Regions from separate parts of the Homo sapiens genome. Here region 2 is linked to region 1. The links are chromatin loops, found by intact Hi-C in ENCODE. Cell type or tissue: GM12878. All regions are shown on one strand.

What was found. Peaks named below come from ENCODE experiments on the same cell type or tissue, not always from the same donor. Only the 100,000 strongest peaks of a DNase experiment are listed, where the experiment ranks them.
Region 2: it touches region 1 in a loop (6-fold over the local background); 6 of 110 quality-filtered maps call a loop at or near these places.

What each region holds. Positions count from the first base shown.
Region 1 is chr4:184,279,533-184,284,532 of GRCh38, reverse strand. All of the region lies in intron 1 of LOC105377582 (a long non-coding RNA gene), which reads left to right. Among named protein-coding and RNA genes, the nearest start is that of MYL12BP2, 32 kb to the left of the region's middle. RefSeq lists enhancers at 58-147, 658-707, 738-857, 998-1,257, 1,658-1,707 and 3 more. In GM12878, CTCF peaks have their summits at 1,236 (motif pointing left) and 1,991; DNase peaks (open chromatin) are centred at 1,162, 1,991, 2,872 and 3,682; H3K4me3 peaks cover 3,089 bases; H3K27ac peaks cover 5,000 bases.
Region 2 is chr4:184,418,237-184,423,236 of GRCh38, reverse strand. It overlaps IRF2 (interferon regulatory factor 2), which reads left to right. Exons shown (of 9, transcript NM_002199.4): 3 at 3,669-3,768; 4 at 4,529-4,705. Among named protein-coding and RNA genes, the nearest start is that of LINC02362, 38 kb to the right of the region's middle. RefSeq lists an enhancer at 4,017-5,000. In GM12878, no CTCF peak of the experiment used is centred here; DNase peaks (open chromatin) are centred at 71, 1,296, 2,056 and 2,723; H3K4me3 peaks cover 2,870 bases; H3K27ac peaks cover 4,619 bases.

The DNA of each region.
Region 1 (5,000 bases):
GAAATGACACATTAGTCCAGCCACAGGGGTCAGCGTGGAGGCTCCTGGAGACCCATCCTCCTACCTAGGCCGCAGGAGGACGCCTCTCACACTGCAATCCCCCTGCTCCTGCTTAGGGCAGAGAAGAAACTCGCGGTGTTTTTTATTGGAAGCACCGGAATTACTGGACTTAGGATGTCTGTCCCAAGAAGGGGAGGAGCAGGGGCGGGGACATCCCTGGCAAGGGTGACGTTTGAGGAAAAACGGCAGGCTGATCTGGCCAAGCTGCTGGGCACCCCTGGTCTACCCGGCCCGGGAAGCATCAGGAGCCTGTCAGAGGGGACCTGGTGGCGGGCACCTGGATGGCAGAGGGAGGCGGACAACAGTTCCGGGACAGCGCGCTCCCATCTCCTGCTGTTTTGAGAGCCTCTTCCCCTGCTTCCTGCCCCAGAAAGCCCCATGCCTTCCTCGGGAAGGTCACTCACGGGTAAGCTCAGCATGGCTGTGACGGGTCTGGGTCCGGTGATGCTCAGCTTGGGAGACTCCAGAGAACCCGCACGTGGGGCCTAGTGCCCGCAGACACCCGTGGGGTCGGGGGTACTGTTTGCTCTCCAAGCCACCAGCCAGGTTGTGCACAACGCCAGGACAACTCTTCAGGGCTGAGACACGTGGCTTCCCTGGGCCCAGCACCTGGGCAGCACGTTCCGTGTGTATGCCCTGAAATCACACCAACGCATGCAGCCAACCCCGAGACTCAACCCCAAGGCCAGGACACGGGGCCAGTCCTGGAGCAGCACAACGGGGTGCCCAGCTGTGACCCTGCCTACCCGGAACCCTGAGTCTGGTGGCACTGGAGGCTCAGCATCACAATGATCCTTTCTTGTGTTACCAAAAAAAAAAAAAAAAAAAGTTTAACAAATACAGGCCATTGTTCTTACTTTTTAAAAAAAGGACTGACTGCTTAGGGGACTGCAGCCATTTAGCCCTGCCTGACCTCCAAGAGTGAAGGGGCAGAGTCCCCACCTGTCACCATCTGCAGGACAGCCATGCGCCGCTGCACTCTCTTTGGCTGAGAACCTCCAGCATTGGTTATAGGCCCCACTGTGGACCCAAAGTGAAACTCTGAAAATAGAAATAAAGCAGCTCATGCTCCAGCAAACAAATACTATGATTTCTGTCTACTGAAAGAAATGAGTAATCAACCTCTCAAAAGTCAGAATTCAACTACAGCATGTTCACAAAACCACTCACACTGCCCCCAGATGGGCACAGATGTTGACTCTGCATCTGTTCTAATTTTCCTCATGAACCTGTGCCCACTGGGGTAACAGGAAAAACAAACTGAACTGTGTTTAGCATGAGCTGGTAAACTTAGTCTGTTTGCAATGATAGAAACTACTCCAGCTTAAAACAAACACTCAGCCCCTTAGCAGAGACGTGCAGATGTTCGGATTTGATTGCCCTCTCCGGCTCCATGGCAAGGTGAGGCCTGTGCTCTGGATAGAGTGACCATCACAAATCATCTTCCAAGACGGGCACTTTTTTTTCATTTTTAGAAACAAGTGCCTGGTTTAGAATGCAATGCGTGTAAAAATAATGCAGTGCTGTCCGTGTCCCCAAACCATCCTCAGGTAACCGTGGTTAGCAGTGTCCTTCCAAATATGCTCCCTGCATAGAGGAACCTTGCACACATAGGTGAGCTTTTTCTCATTATTACTTGGAATTACAGCATGCATCTTATTCTATAATATTTATTTTTTAACCACTCAGGTCAGATCAATCCGAGATGTGTTTGAGAGAGAAAGAGGGCACTATTAATAATTATGCCAGTAGAGCAGGTGATGTTTGTTCACCCTAGTTAGAGAGGAGAGGTGTGGCTTAGGAAAACTCATGGCAGAGCAGACAGTGAGGCCCAGTTTGTATCCTGTATTGACATGCCAGTCTGTGCAACAAAGCGGCTGGGTTGGGCCGCTTCCTGCACTGTTGCCCTCTGAGGTGTGACTGGCCTCCTCTGGCCTTTTGGGGTGATGCACTGCAGACCACGGTGGAGTCTGAGGACCCGGAAAGTGTTTTCTGGTTTTGATGACTGATTCACACTAAGGCTTGTTTGAAGCCGTCTGAGATCTCTGTGTGCCAAGGCATCTCAGTATGGCTGTGTGCCCTTCATGTGGCTCGGGGAAACTGTCAGGACTCCAGGGTGCGACATGCAGGCCCCTGCACCCTACAGCCCCGCCTTGGGTTTAACTGTCATCCACTTGCACTGTTTTGGGTGTGGTGCTGAGCTGGAATTCTCTGGGACCAGAAACTTCCCCTTCCTCTGCCCAGAAAAGTGGACAATCAAGGTTCCCAGGCTCACTGATCTGGGTATTTCTAAAGCCTCTCTCTTCCTGCTTGAGAGCTGTTTCTGTCCTCAGAGAAGGGATAAACTGAAATCCCAGATTTTGTCATCCTTGATCTCCCTCTCTTTCCCTTCCTCCTGCAACCTCTCAGTTCCAGAAAATGCAGGCTGTCCATTTCCTCCAAGTCAGAACCTCCTGCTAAGGATGCCACTGAAGGACTGGAGGGATTTTTCTAAACTGATCCGGGCCTATGATGTGGGTCATCTAATTTGGTTTTTGACCTACTAAGAAAACCAGAAAACCCTCTCAATAGCAATCTGCTTTCCAGCTGATTATCTTACTACAGACATAAACAGAAATTCAACGTGATGGTCAGCGTTGAGCAGAGATGCCACGGTGTTGGTGGGTACTGCTTTTCCCCTGAAGCGCTCCACTCCAGTCTGTCAAAGGGCAGCAAGCCTCCAGTAGTTACAGAAATGGTAACATTGCCAAGATCTGCTTCATCCTTTGGCTGTTGAACGGGTGGCTTATGGCCCCTGAGCTCACGACAAGGAAAGAGAGAAAGAAAAGTGAAAAAGAGGGCCCCCACCACCTACCTACCTGCTGCTGTTCCAGCTCATCAAAAACAAAAGTCTAAAACAGTGGCTGGAAAGTACCTTGCATGATCCCTTCACAGAAACAATAGAGAGGAGCAGCTGCACAGGGACCACGGGACACCAGGCAGACATTCTCCCATTGCTTCTCCTGCCTTTAGCATCCTTTTATCTTGCTTCTCCCATAATCCAAGCATCAGATCCCATTTCCCTCTGAATTCTCCTACTTCTCCCAGCACTTTATAAAACCGAGTCCTGTCCCCAGAGCCCCAGGTCAGTGCTCCCGGCACACCCAGCAGGAAACAGCAGGGTGGGGGCCAGGCAGTGGGTGGAAGGGGCACAGGAGTGGGAGAAGGCAGGCCTGGGGCTGAATCTCGGTGCAAATGCGTGAACTGCAACAATTTATTTATTCCGAGTCTCAGTTTCCTTATTTGTAAAATAAGAATATTATCATCTACTTAATGGGCTGTGGGAGTTAAATATGCTCAGGAGTGTGTAACTGATTCTCTGTGAAGAAACCTGTCCTTGTGTGAAGAAGCCAACCATGCTTTTGTGAACAAATGTGCACCTGAAAGAGCCAATCCTTCAAGATAGATCCTGAGCTGCTAACTGGGCCTACGTTTATAACAGAGCCAAGCGGCCCTTTGCTGGCTAGAGGTCACAGATGTACTCTGAGTTCTGGGGAAACCTACACCTATGTTTAACTGTGGACTTTCAGAGCTTGCCTGAACCAACCAATCAGAGCTCCCCCACCTTGGCCAATCAGGGCCTAGCTGTGTCAACCAATCAAAACTCAGCTGCATTGATCAATCAGAACTAAGCAAGTTTGAATCATTTATTTGCATAAACAGACCTGATTTAGAACCTACAAAAGCCAAACCCTCTCTTTGTTCTCTGAAATGCACACCTTCCTTATACAGGAAGACAGTGTCTCCCCAGTTTGCAAACTGTTCACTGTAAGAAAGTGTCTTTCCTCCAAATTCCTTTTCAGAAAACTTTTGTTCAAACTTCAAACTATGTAGCTGCCCACAAGTGCCACAGCTGAGCTCTGGGGACATAGCTATGGCCTTTATTGCTGATTTTTTTTTTCCAGGGCACTGCCCGCACAATTTCAAAAACAGAATTTAATCCATGGGAACAGTTTTTATATCTAATTAAATGTGTTAGAGTTAATTGATGCGAGAAACAACAAATATGTTCAACTGCAAAGAGCTCGGAACCACGAGTTCAAAAGCCAGCTAAAAGCCCTACCCAATCTTATGACCTTGAGCAAGTCATCCAACTTCCTGAATGTTAGTTTCTTTATCTGCAAACACAGGGTCAGAACCAGAGAGTCTCTGAGCACCCCTCAGCTATACATGCCTTGATTTCTAATAACATCTAAGAATGCAGCTGGCTGTTTTTCCTTTTCTAATATTCTCTGGTCATTACTTGGATCACTGACTTTTGAGTCCTTTACTGAATATGAGACTGTAATTCCTGGTCCTCAGTTCCCCAGGTCCCCTAGTCCCTTCCATAGACACAACCCTCCAACTTCCCTTTTCAGTTCATACCTATAAGGAGGGTACGCTAATGAGAGCTGGGCAGACTCAGCTGAAAGATGAGCCCAGAGGCTCCCCATTACTTCAATCCCCTTGCTCTTTTTCTTCTCCTGAAAAGAAGCCATTCATACGCTCCCTGCCTTATACTACAATCATGCCATTTGAGAACGGTTCCAAACAGAGGCTCCTTGGCTCTTCTGACAAATCCATTCAAGACACTCTTTTAAACAGTAACCAGATTCTTGATTCATTAAAGACCCATATAGAAATGTTCCCACTAGTGTCTCCCTGTCACCGTGCCCCTGTCTGTCTTAGAAAGGGCCTCATGTGGCACTGTCTCCAACAGAGCATGCACTGGCTGGATAACTCCAACCCCATCTCCAAAGCTAAGAGGAGCTGAGATCATCAGCCAAGCAGGGTTCCTGAAGCTTCCTGTATGTAACATGAGAGTTGCAACAACAAAAATAATTTTAACAACTGCACTGAAGTGTTTTGCGGGCAGTTAGAAAAAAATGAATAATATAAATCTTGCCATTCAAAGTGAGGTC
Region 2 (5,000 bases), 140 kb before region 1:
CCACGTGTGCAGGACTGGTCACTCGGGGATGAGACACCTGGCACATACTGACGTCACGGGGTCTACACACACATAGCAACACCGTCATGTCCCATGGAACACACAACTTGTGACCAGAATGTTTACTGGTCAGAATCTCTTTCAGTTTTAAAATGAATCTTGCTTTCTCTTACCTTTTCATATGGTCTTCTTCAAAAAAAGAATCTGTGATACAATTTTAAAGATATTTCTGATAAGTTTATTAGTCTTTTCTTTTTTTTCCTGAAGTATGAAAAACTAGGTAAAGGTGACATGTAGTTTAAAAAATATTTACCATTTTAAAGTGACATTCACGATGTCATGCAGCCATCACCACTGTCCAGTTCCAGAACTTTTTATCCCTCCAAAAGGAAATGCTGTACCCATTAATCAGTCACTTCCCATTTCCCTCCCCCCTAGCTTGTGGCAACCAGTAATCTGCTCTCTGTCTCTATGGATCTCTGCTCTCTGTCTGCTCTCTGCTCTCTGTCTTTTCTGGAATATTTCATGTAAATGGAATCATTCAATTTTTGGCCTTTTGTGTCTGGCTTCTTTCATCCAGCATAATGTTTTCAAGGTTCGTCCACATGGTAGCATGTGTCAATACTCTATTCCTTTTTGTGGCTGAATAATATTCCATTGTATGGATATACCACATTTTGTTTACCCATTCATCAGCTGATGGACACTCGGGTTGTTTCCATCTTTTGGCTTTTGAAAGTAGTGCTGCTATGAACGTTTATGTTTTGGTTTGAATGTTGGCTTAGAATTCTTTGGGTATATATCCAGGTGTAAAATTCCTGGATCATCAGGTAATTCTGTGTTTCACTTTCTTGAGGAATGGCCAAACTTTTTCTCCAGAGTGGCTGTACCATTTTGCATTTCCACAGCGATGTGTGAGGATTCCAGTTTCTCCACATCCTCACCAACGTTTGTTATTTGTGTATCTTTTTTTGGAGACATGTCTGTGGGTTAGTCTGTTTCATGTTGCTACAAAGGACTACCTGGGGCTGGGTAATTTATAAAAAAACGAGGCTTCTTTGGGTCAGGGTTCTAGGCTGTACAAGAAGCATGACCTTGGCATCTGCCTCTGTTAAGGCCTCAGGATGGGAGGCAAAGGGCATTACATGGCAAGAGAGGGAGGAAGAGAGAATGGTGCAGGCGACAGGCTGTTTTGAATAATCAGCTCTCACCGGAGCTAATGGAGTGAGAGCTTACTCATTACCACGAGAACGACACCAAGCCATTCTTGAGGGATCCTGCCCCATGACCCAAACACCGTCCACCAGACCCCACCTGCAACACTAGCGATCAAATTTTAACACGAGATTTTGAGGGGACAAACACCTGAACTATTCCAGTCTACTCAGGCCTGTTGCACATTTCAAGAGGGTCCATAGTGTATGTTGCTGGGTTTGGTCAGCGCTTTTGTAGTTGCATGGCTTTTGCGGTTTCTGTGGGACTAGGTTTGGTTGTGTGTGTGTGTATGTGTATGCATGCATGCGTGCAGATGCTTAAAAAGATCTACTTTATCTGTATCAATTTTGTGTCTTGCAAGTTAGATTTCAGATTGTGTCACCCTAGAACTCCTTTGATCTAGAAAAAAGTGCAACAGCAAATTCTTAAGAATCTCGGTGTTTAAGCATAAAGCTTTAGATTCTGGGCATGCACTTCAGGAAAAGCTCTTTCACGAAATGAATTTTCACTTGTATTCATTTTCATGTGAACATCAATAAATGGCATTAAGTGATTTTGCTGTCGATTTTCATCTACATTAAAGCATAAAATGTCACTCAGCCCCTTTCTGATCACTGTCCTTTTGAAATTGGCTAACCCGAAGCCCTCTCTGTGGATGATACAGAATGAACACCGAGGAATTTATGAAAAAGTCTCTCACTTTCAGTTCTCCTTTAATAACTGACTTTTTAGAAGATGGTAGAATTTTCCTTTTAACAGGTTTTGGGAAACTCTCCAATGTTCTGAAATAGTCTTTGTTCTGGCTTTGTGATTGGTTCTGTGGAGAGGCGCTGAATCTCTTTGGGGACAGCTGGGACCCTTTCTGTGTTTCACTATGTGAGACTGAAGTGGTGGAAACTCCCTGCTGACATTTCCTCTCCTTCCTCAGCATCTAGTGCAGGGATCCGCATACCTAGCAATTACCAGAACTGCCTTGAGAGCTTTGAAAGAGTACAACCTCCTGGGCTTTAATCTCCACAGAATCCAGGTCTCAACTGGTCTGTCATAGGACAGGGACTCTTCCAAATCTAAAAGCTGGGAGACAATGAGTGGGTGATTAAGTAATAGCATATGGAGTCGCATGACCTGGGTTTTGAACTTAGACACTTATTATCCTGCAAGTTCCTTGACTAAATAGTTAAAATCTGCTTCTTGGTTTCCTCAGCTATAAAATGGAAATCGTAACATATACCTCACTCAGTAGGCTGTGGGAGGAAGACAAAACTGAGGTCCCTGTGGATGTGGGTAGTCAGATGCACAGTGCCAATGGGACCTTAGTACCTGCCGGTACCGCCACAAGAGCTGCTTGGGCCAGGTTCCTCATCTGTAGCTTTACTAAGAGTACGGCTTTGTTACTAAACCATGGGTTTCCAATCATGTGTTTTTCAGGGTTGCTTGAGGCGGTTTTGAGTTACAGACCTCAACACTGAGAGAGATGTAGAGATAGTCTGATATAAGGATTGTATTGAGGGATGTTTCTCCAGAAAAATGTGTCATTTCATAACCTCTACCTCTTTGTTTGCACTTCTTGCTATTTCTTGCAGGCAGTAGACCCACAGGGATTCGAACATTACTTTCTATTTCTGTTGGATGCACAAGCAAATGGAGATATTTGGTTTCTGTGACAGTGGCCTCAGATGTACCCGACTTTTCTTTAGTAGCATCAAGGGTTTTGGAAACTTGTCTAATTTTTAATTTACCTAAGATAGCTGGAGTTACTATTTACCAAACGACGAGAATAAATTATAAGAGTAAGCATTAGAAGTTTCGGTAGGTGGCCATTTTTCTGTGGTTTTATAAAAAAAAGAGGCACAGGGCCGGGTGTGGTGGCTCACACCTGTAATCTCAGCAGTTTGGAAGCCTGAGGTGGGCAGATCACTTGAGGTCAGGAGTTCGAGACCAGCCTGGCCAGCATGGCAAAACCCCATCTCTACCAAAAATACAAAACTTGGCCAGGCGTGGTGGCACATGCCAGTAATCCTAGCTACTCAGGAGGCTGAGGTGGGAGAATCTCTTGAACCCAGGAGGTGGAGGTTGTAGTGAGCCGATATCGCGCCACTACACTGCAGCCTGGGCAACAGAGCGAGACTCTGTCTCCAAAAAAATATATTGAAAACTAGAAAAGAGGCACAAATAATGGAACACACAAGGTCAAATCATCACCTTTGACCTTGGAAAACATTCCTGCTCTGCAAGACTTCACGAGACTGACTGTCACTCGGGGTAGTCTATCAAGATTTGGGATCCAGCGGGGGAAGTGGGTTTGGTTTACAGTAGATTTTCTTGTCAGCAGTCAACACATTCAGCGATGCTTGCTGGGGAATCTTGCTGGCTAGACCTTCACAACCTTTTGCAATGGTGGGCCAAAACCCATGACTCCAGTTCTTTACCTTTTTTTTTTTTTTTTTTTTCAGGAAAAGAAGATTTTTCAGATCCCCTGGATGCATGCGGCTAGACATGGGTGGGATGTGGAAAAAGATGCACCACTCTTTAGAAACTGGGCAATCCATACAGGTACTAAAACTCCCTGCGGCGTTTATAGAGGAAGGCACTCTTGCTTAGTTTTGTTTTTATTACACATAAAATAGCCTGGCTTATGACCTCATGAAGATGGCTCTGAAAAACCTGTGACTTGTCCCTAGGCACATCCAGGACACATGGGGTACAAACTGCAGCCCTCAGAAGTAATGCTCCCCTCATCCCATACACTCTTAGTCCTTCAATTTCCTATAAATGTGGTATTCTAAGAAGTTCCCTAGGTGTTACCGGGGAATAGAAACTCAGTTGTTCTGATGCTATAAACTTTGGTCAAATTTATCTCCCCCCCAAAAAGGTAGTCAGAAATACCTGTATTTATTACAACCTTTACGTAGGGAGCTGTTTACAGGAATGGACTTTGTTGGAGCGTCAGATGAAAAAGAGGCACTCAGCTTCCCTCTGCCTGTTGACTTTGCAGCCTCTCAGTCTTCTATATTTTTCTTACGCTGATGCTCCATTCTTCCAGCATTTATAGTTTCCTCAAGCTGTTCAGTAGAACCAGGGTGACCAACTTGTCCCAGTTTGACTGGAACTGTTCAGGTTTTAAAAACAAAATTCCCACATCCCAAGAACTTTCTCACCCCCAGGTACACCAGGACGATTGGTCACTGGAGGTATAGCATGGAGTGAAAAGGTTTCCTTATACTGCCTGACCAGCAATACTGTGTTTCCAGAAATTCCTTCCTCTGTATCTAATGTTTTCTCTCTTTTTCTTAATCTTTGTCTCTTTTGTTAGGAAAGCATCAACCAGGAGTAGATAAACCTGATCCCAAAACATGGAAGGCGAATTTCAGATGCGCCATGAATTCCTTGCCTGATATTGAAGAAGTCAAGGATAAAAGCATAAAGAAAGGAAATAATGCCTTCAGGGTCTACCGAATGCTGCCCCTATCAGAACGGCCTTCTAAGAAAGGTAAAGGCATTTACAGACTAAAATAAGGTAAATCAATTTGTGTCATCGTGCCTTCGTGATCTCTTCATTTCTACATCTGCAGTCAGTTTGCAGGTAGAATAGCCTGTTCATGCTGTAGGGGATCATTCCGCCCCTACCTGGCTTGGAAACAAGACTTTCGATTCACCAGAGGCAGTGAAAGATACATGTGGAATTTTGACCATGTACAGATTAAAGCAACAGGTTCATTGAGAGTTTCAGAAAGAATTTAATTTGAGGGAAATGTTTCTCTGGAGGCCCTTCGTGAATTAATCCA